Linked DNA regions of Homo sapiens: region 1 is linked to region 2. A link is an interaction called in ENCODE POLR2A ChIA-PET data of the cell type or tissue named here. Cell type or tissue: K562. All regions are shown on one strand. Links, peaks and the distances in the headings refer to the core of each region. The heading gives the core; the rest is flanking DNA. Region 1 overlaps PTPN23 (protein tyrosine phosphatase non-receptor type 23). Region 2 overlaps KLHL18 (kelch like family member 18).

The links. Peaks named below come from ENCODE experiments on the same cell type or tissue, not always from the same donor. Only the 100,000 strongest peaks of a DNase experiment are listed, where the experiment ranks them.
Region 1: POLR2A ChIA-PET joins it to region 2 with 8 read pairs; 7 of 35 experiments call an interaction of 5 or more read pairs at or near these places.

The regions. Positions count from the first base shown.
Region 1 is chr3:47,389,105-47,393,503 of GRCh38, forward strand. All of the region lies in intron 1 of PTPN23 (protein tyrosine phosphatase non-receptor type 23), which reads left to right. Among named protein-coding and RNA genes, the nearest start is that of PTPN23-DT, 9.8 kb to the left of the region's middle. In K562, for the core only: no CTCF peak of the experiment used is centred there; no DNase peak of the experiment used is centred there.
Region 2 is chr3:47,313,169-47,317,567 of GRCh38, forward strand. All of the region lies in intron 1 of KLHL18 (kelch like family member 18), which reads left to right. Among named protein-coding and RNA genes, the nearest start is that of KLHL18, 32 kb to the left of the region's middle. In K562, for the core only: no CTCF peak of the experiment used is centred there; a DNase peak (open chromatin) is centred at 2,253; H3K4me3 peaks cover 182 bases.

The DNA of each region.
Region 1 (4,399 bases), core at 119-4,118, 76 kb after region 2:
GTGGTTTTAATTTTTAGCTCCCACAAAAAAGTGAGAACATGCAGAGTTTGTCGTTCTAATGCTTGTTAAGTTCTTAGTACAGGTCTTGGCCTATTGTAAACAATATTTTCACCTGAGCATCTTCCTTCCCTGTTTGGGAAATAACTCGAATCCTTATGACAGCTCTGAGCTAGACGTAGCAAGTGATATTAACCCCATTTTACACATGAAAAAAGCCAAGCCTAGGCTGGGCATGGTGACTCATGCCTGTAATCCCAGCGCTTTGGGATGCCGAGGTGGGAGGATAGCTGGAGGCCAGGAGTTCGAGACCAGCCTGGGCACCATAGCAAGACCCCTGTCTCTACAAAATAAAAATAAAAATTAGCTGGGGCCAGGCATGGTAGCTCACGCCTGTAATCCCAGCACTTTGGGAGGCCAAGGCGGGTGGATCACGAAGTCAAGGGTTCGGGACCAGGGCCTGGCGCAGTGGCTCACGCCTGTAATCCCCGCACTTTGGGAGGCCGAGGCGGGTGGATCACGAGATCAGGAGATCAAGACCATCCTGGCTAACACGGTGAATCCCCGTCTCCACTAAAAATACAAACAATTAGCCAGGCGTGGTGGCGGGTGCCTGTAGTCCCAGCTGCTCAGGAGGCTGAGGCAGGAGAATGGCGTGAACCCGGGGGGGTGGAGCTTGCAGTGAGCTGAGATGGCACCACTGCACTCCAGCCTGGGTAACAGAGCGAGACTCCGTCTCAAAAAAAAAAAAAAAAAAAAAAAGGAGTTCGAGATCAGCCTAGCCAACATGGCAAAACCCCATCTCTACTAAAAATACAAAAATTAGCTGGGTATGGCTGCATGCACCTGTAGTCCCAGCTACTTGGGAGGCTTAGGCAGGAGAATTGCTTGAACCCAGGAGGTGGAGGTTGCAGTAAGCCGAGATGGCGCCATTGCACTCCAGCCTGGGTAACAGAGCGAGACTCCGTCTCAAAAAAAAAAAAAAAAAAAAATAGCTGGGCATGGTGGCACACAGCTGTAGTCCTAGCCACACAAGAGGCTGAGGTGGGAGGATCACTTGGAGTTTGAAGCTTCATTGAGCTATGATAGTACCACTGCACTCCAGCCTGCCTGACAGAGCAAGACAATTTAAAAAAACAAAAAACAAAAACCAAGCCCAGATTTCACAGCAACTCAGGGGCACTGTTTCCCACTTGTAATCTGGTAACTCCTTTCTTTTCTTTTTCCCCTCGGTGGCTGTGATCCCTGGACGTGCCCTCACTGAGAGCTCTCCACGGGTCTTCTTTTATTCCTTCAGAAAAGGATCCCCAGCTACTTCAAAGCCTGGCTGTTTTTGGAGGTTCTCTGGTCTTCTTCCTGTTAGTTGTGTAGGTACTGGGGTCCTGTCAGGGCCTCTGGTTCTTTCTCCTCGTCTGCTGCTGGGCCTGCCTTCTCAGCCTCCATTGGAGCTTCATACTTCCCGCTAGACTGTTCCGAGTTCTGCAGAGTCCCAGACCATAGCGAAATGGGGACAAGGTCTCTGTCCCTTACTCCAGGAACTTCACCCAGCCTCTTTCTTCTTTTTTAGTGGAGGAGTGATCAGCAGTCACAGAGGATTTTGTTAGGGTTTTAAAAACATCCTTTTGCTTCTAACAGGCTGCAAATAATAATAATAACATAAATATCCTGGCTGCTCCACTGACTCACTGTGTGGCCAGGGATTCATTTTCTGTGCCTGTTTTTCAGAGTTGTTTGTAAGAACCATATTTTTAAAAAATAGAAATGCTCTGGGAGGCTGATGTGGGTCAACTGCTTGAGCCCAGGAGTTTAAGACCAGACTGGGCAACATAGTGAGACTCCCATCTCTATAAAATAAAAAAAAGTTTGGGCGTGATGGCTCATGTCTGTAATCCCAACACTTTGGGAGTCTGAGGCAGAAGGATTGCTTGAGGCTAGAAGTTCCAGACCAGCCTGGGCAATATAGCAAGACACTACCTCTACAGAAAATTAGCTGAGTATGGTGGTATGTGCCTGTAGTTCCGGCTTCTTGGAAGGCTGAGGCAGGAGAATTACTTGGACCCAGGAGTTTGAGACTGCAGTGAGCTATGGTTGCAGTACCACTGTAACTCCAGCCTGGGCAACAGAACAAGACCTTGTCTCGAAAATAAAATAAAACAATAAAAAATAAACTAAAAACAATTTAAATAGAAATGGAATGGTCTAATATGGAAAGAACATGGGCTCTGGAGCCCAAATGCCTGGGTTTCAGTCATATCCCCATCAGTTATTAGCACCGTGACCTTGGTGAATACCCTAACTCTTTGCCTCAGTTTCCTCATTTCCTCATCTGTAAAGTGGTGATGATAATAGTGTCTACCTCTTAGGGTTGTTCTAAGGATGGAGTGATTACTAGGCACTCAGCACAGTGCCTGACCTGTGGTAGGTTCTCAGTTAAGCATCTGCTGCTGATCTTATAGGAGGACGGAGATGAGATTCAGATAGAATGTGACCTCTAGGCATGATTTGCTAGGGGTGGGAGCAGCATCTTTCTGTCACCATTGTGTGAACAGCAGGGTCAGATGTTCCTAGTGATATCACGGGAAGCCTTGTTTCTAGGATGTAGGAGTCTCCTGTCCATCTGATTCCTTTGGCCTCTATCCCACGAGACCTCTGAGCTACACTTTTACTCATTTTCTCTAACCTAAGGGTGGGCAAAACCTCTTACTGCAAGGGAGTTAACCACAGAACATTCTCTCATATAGTCAAGTTTTACCTCATAGCTTAGGCCACATTTTAAAAAATATTTTAGTTAATTAATTATTTTTGAGATAGTGTCACACTCTCACCCAGGCTGGAGTGCAGTGGCACAATCATGGTTCACTGCAACCTTGAACTCCTGGTGTCAAGCAGTCCTCTCACCTCAACCTCCCAACTGGCCAAGAGTATAGGCGCACACCACCACACGTGGCTAATTCTTGTGCTTTTTGTAGAAATGGGGTTTTGCCATGTTGCCCAGGCTTGTCTTGAACTCCTGGGCTCAAACGATCGGCCCACCTTGGCCTCCCAAACTGCTGGGATTACAGGCATGAGCCACTGTGCCTGGCCTATTTTTATTTTTTAATACAGACAGGGTCTCACTCTGACACCCCAGCTGAAGTAAGGTGGTGCCATCATAGCTCACTGCAGCTTCAAACTCCTGAGCTTAAGCAGTCCTGCCTCAGCCTCCCAACTAGCTGAGACCACAGGCATGCACCACCACTCCTGGCTAATTTTTAAATTTTTTTTCGTAGAGATGGGGGTCTCGCCATATTGCCCAGGCTGGTCTGGAACTCCTAGCCTCAAGTGATCCTCTCACCCCAGCCTACCAAAGTGCTGGGATTATAGTCATGAGCCATCATGCCCAACCCAAGGCCACTTTTTGTAGTTGTGTTTTTGTTGTTGTTGTTGTCATAATTATTTTTGAGGGAGGGAGTGGAGAGGGGGTGGAGTTGGATAGATCAGAGTGAAGATTGTTAAATGCCTGTCAGCTCCCTAAAGTTCTTGGTAAATCCTTATGTTTGTGCATAGTTGAAAATTTCTAGGGGGATTTAATTCATGGCTTTTATCATATTCTCAAAGGACCCACAAAAGGCTAAATAAAAACCACTGATAGGGGAAAGTGGTATTCAGGTACCATTTAGCTCTTCAGCAACTCTTAAGACATTTGTTTTCCAAATTTCAAACATATAGAAAAATTGGAAGAATAATTCAGTGCTCACCCAAATTCTCACTATCTAGTATTTTTGTTTTGTTTTGTTTTTAGAGATGGGATTTACTCTTTGTTGCCCAGGCTGGACTTGAACTGCTAGGCTCAAGTGATCCTCCTGCCTCAGCCTCTGGAGTAGCTGAGACTACAGATGTGCGCTGCACCTGGCTGATTCATTTTTAAATTTTTGTAGAGATGGGATTTATTGTTATGTTGCCCAGTCTGGCCTTGAACTCTTGGGGTCAAGTGATCCTCTGGCCTCGGCCTCCCAAAGTGCTGGAAGTACAGGTGTGAACCACTGCACCCAGTGTGTTACCTAGTTTTGTTTGTTTGTTTTGTTTTTTTAAGATGGAGTCTTGCTGTGTGGCCAAGGCTGGAGTGCAGTGTTGTAATCTCAGCTCACTGCAACCTCCCCCTCCTGAGTTCAAGCGATTCTCCTGTCTCAGCCTCCTGAGAAGTTGGGATTACAGGTGCCCACCACCATGCCTGGCTAATTTTTGTGTTTTTAGTAGAGATGGGGTTTCACCATGTTGGTCAGGCTGGTCTCGAACTCCTGACCTCAAGTGATCCACCTGCCTTGGCCTCCCAAAGTGTTGGGATTACAGGCATAAGCCACTGTGCCCGGCTACCTAGTTTTGATGGATGTATTTCACCTTATTTGTTTTCTCTCCAGATAGA
Region 2 (4,399 bases), core at 238-4,237:
AAAGTGCTGGGATTACAGGCGTGAGCCACCGTGCCCGGCCTAATTTTTTTTTTTTTTTTTTTTAATAGAGAAAGGGTCTCACTTTGCTGCCCAGGCTGGAATGCAGTGGTGTGATTATAACTTCCTGTAACCCCCAACTCTCAGGCTCAAGCAATCCTCCTGTGTCAGCTGCCTAAGTAGCTGGGACTACAGACGCATACCACTGCACCCAGCTAATTCATTTTATTTTATTTTTTGTAAACACATGGTCTTGCCATATTGCCCAGACTGGTCTGAAACTTCTGGACCCAGGCAGTCCTCCTACCTCAGCCTCCCAAAGTGCTAGGATTACAGGCATGAACCACCATGCCCACAACTTTTTCCTTTTGCCCAGTTTCTCCCAGTGGTAATATCTTGCAAAACTATTAAGCCAGAGGAACTGAAAGTACAATATTGCAACTAGAATATTCAGTTGCAATCTTATTCAGATTTCTTCAGTTTTACTTTTATTCATTCTGTGTATATGTATATTTAATTCTATGTAGTTTTATCATGTGTAGGTTTTTTATTTATAATTTTTTTCTCAATTGACTGAGAACTCAAGCTGAGAGAAGGTATGCTATTTATTAGGTCCCTCTCCAATTCCACCAGTAACAACCTAAGCATAATTCCTTCTCTTCACATAATAGCTACCTGACATTGGGTGAGCTACTTAACTTCCAAATCTTGGTTTTCTCATCTATAGAACATGATTCACAGTAGCTGCCTACTGCAGAGGGTTGCTGTGAGGACTGAAATGAGAAAATGTGCAGAATGGGTACCTGGCATAGTCAGTGGCATACAAAAGGAGCTCAATAAATGATCATCTCTTTTTTTAAAAAATGACATTTTATTTTATTTTATTTTTCGAGACATTCTCTTGCTCTGTTGCCCAGGCTGGAGTGCAGTGACAATTATAGCTCACTGCAACCTTGAACTCCTGGACTCAAACCATCTTCCCAAGCATGCACCACCATGCCTGGCTAGTTTTTTGTAGAGATGAGGTCTTGCTGTGTTGCCCAGGCTGGTCTTAAAAATCCCTGCCTCAAGAAACCTTCCCACCTTAGCATCCCAAAGAGCTAGGATTAAAGGCATAAACCACTGTGCCCAGCAAAAAATGAGACATGTAAAAACTGAGATTACAAATGAGAGTGTTTGGGTTTTTAAAAGCTTTTCACAAAAATGTAGTATCACAGGATTGTAGAATTGGAAGGCCTCTAAGTAGTCACTTAATAGTTTTGAAACCAGTCCAGGACCCCGCTAAGTGTTCTTAGCTCTTATTCTTACGCTTATTTGTTTTTTGTCTTTTTTTTTTTCTTCCTTTTTGTGAAGAACGGAGTCTCGCTATATTGCCCATGCAGGTCTCGAACTCCTGGGCTCAAGCTATCCTCCCACCTCTGCCTCCCTGAGAGCTCGGATTACAGGCATGAGCCACCGCGCCCTGCACTTAGCTCTTATTCTTTATGATAAAAGAAAATCTGCCTTCCTGTAATTTTCTAGATCTGCCCTAATCCATGTGATAGCCCTTCTAGGATTTGACAACAACTATCAGGTTCCTCCTAAATTACCTTTTCCAGACTATCCTTTAGCTATTCCTTATAAGATGTAGCTTTCAGACTCTTGCCCATCTTGGTCTTCCTCATCTAGACAAGGTCCAATTTGTTGTTCCCCTTAGCTGAATACAGAACTCAAATGTAATCAGGCTAACATATCCCAAGATAGGCCTATCTTCTCTGTAGCTGGTTTTTTTTTGAAACCAGGTCACTCTGTTGGTGCACATACAGCTTGTTCTTTTGTCTTCTGTTTATTTTCTAGATGAAAAATAAATGCACAGCAGTTAAACACAGCCAGTTGAACACATACTTAACTTTCATTCCCCTCCATAACCCCATTAAAATAGTAGTAAGAGGGGAAAGACATATCAGCAAATGAGAAATCAATGGAATATTAAAGCCAGAGAGCATGTGTGGAAGACTTAGTGGGCCAGAGGAACTGAAAGTGCCTCCCGGGGGAGAAACTGAGAAGGAAGAGGATTTCTAGTGTAGAACCCTGGAATTGTTCCAGAATTGGAGACACCAAATACTGAAAACAGGAAGATTACTTGGAAGTCTGTATGAAAGGCAATTAGATGCCTGCACCCCCTCCCCCACTCTCTCAGGAGATAGGAAGTTTAGTCTTAGATACTGAACCAGAGGCTCCGAATCAGGCACACCAAGCATAGGAGAAAGGGTGCAATATGGAACAAAACTGAAAAGAAGGGCTTTAAGATAAGAGTTATCAGTAGTGCATGGTAGAACCATCCACCTCTTAGACCCAGTTTCCAGAATATCTGTAGGCCGACAGATATTTCCCTGCAAGAGACTGGAAGATCGTGCTCTGATAAAATTAACTCCAGAGAAAAAGTCCTGAAGATACTGAATACTTCTAGGGGTCCTCAATCAAATGGCCGATTCTTGCCTGATCACCCTAATGTGAAGCCCACAAATCAACAAGCCTACCCCCTAGCCAAGTGTCACCAGACATTTAAAGAAAACCTCTAACATAGAAGACAGAGATCAAAACAATTGGAAGAGAAAATATCTCAGGAAACAGTAAAAGCAGAGAGATAAAGAAGAAAAAAAGTTGTAACTATATACTGTCTCAGGAGAGATTTGAGAAAATATTGCATTCATGAAAGATGAACAGGATTCTTTTAAAAAGGAAGCTTTTGAAAACAAGAACTCTAGGAAATTAAAAATATGATAGCCAGTATAAAAACCTACAACACAGAAAGATTGTAAGATAGGGTTGAAGAAGTTTCCTCACTGATAGACCAAATGAAAGAGATGGAAAGTGAGGAAGAACAATAAGAAAATTAGAGGATTATTCCAAGAAATCTAACACCTGACTAATAGAAATTTCTGAGGAGAAAAAATTACAATAGGAGGGAGGAAATTATCAAGGATTAAATGGTGTAAAGAGATTTTTCCAGAACTGAAATAATGTCTGTAGATTGATACAGCACAATAAAAGAAAACCAATACCAAGATACAATACTGTGAAATTTTAGAACTACAAGAATACAGAGAAAATCCTAAAGGCTTCTAGAGAGCACAGTTACATACTTAGAGTTAGGATTCAAAATAGCATTGGATTTCTCAATAACAACAAACTAGGCCAGGTGTGGTGACTCACGCCTGTAATCCCAGCTCTTTGAGAGGCTGAGGTGGGAGGATTGCTTGAAGCCAGGAGTTTGAGAACAGCCTGAGCAACAAAGCAGGACCTGTCTGTACAAATATATATATATGTATATATATACATATATACATATATATGTATATATATACATATATACATATATATGTATATATATACATATATACATATATACATATATATGTATATGTGTGTATATATATACATATATACGTATATATGTATATGTGTGTATATATACATATATACGTATATATGTATATGTGTGTGTATATATACATATATACGTATATATGTATATGTGTGTGTATATATACATATATACGTATATATGTATATGTGTGTGTATATATACATATATACGTATATATGTATATGTGTGTGTATATATACATATATACATATATATGTGTGTATATATATACATATATATATTTTTAAACATAGCCAGGTGCACACTAGCATGCCTATAGTCTCAACTACTCAGGAGACTGAGGCAGGAGGATTGCTTGAGCTCAGGAATTCAAGTCCAGCCTGGGGGACAGAGTAAGACCCCATCTCTAAAAACAAAAGAACTAGAAGACAATGGAGCAATACTTTCAAAATTTTGACAGGAAAAAAGTCTAAACTTTGAATTTTTTAACCAACTAAATTATTATCTAAGCTTGAGGGTAGTAAAGACATTTTCAGACATTGTACATAGACCCCTTCTTATGAGGCTCTACTAGAAGACACATTTTTATTTGTTTGAGATGGAATCTCGTTCTTCTTGCCCAGGCTGAGTGCAGTGGTACGGTGTCTGCTCACCGCAACCTCCGCCTCCCAGGTTCAAGTGATTCTTCTGCCTCAGCACCTCGGGTAGCTGGAATTACAGGTGTCTGCCACCACGCTGGGCTAATTTTTTGCATTTTTAGTAGAGACGGGGTTTCACCATGTTGGCCAGGCTGGTCTCGAACCCCTGACCTCAGGTGATCCACCCGCCTCAGGCTCCCAAAGTGCTGAGATTACAGGTGTGAGCCACCATGCCCAGCCTAAAAGACACTTTCTACCAGAACAAGTGAATAAATAAGAAAGAGGACTACGTGGGGTTCAGGAAACGGGGGTGTTAGTATAGGTGAGGGAAACAGAATTCCCAGGAAGAGTTCCAGTAGATAATGTCTCAAGAAACAGACAACTTAAAACAAAC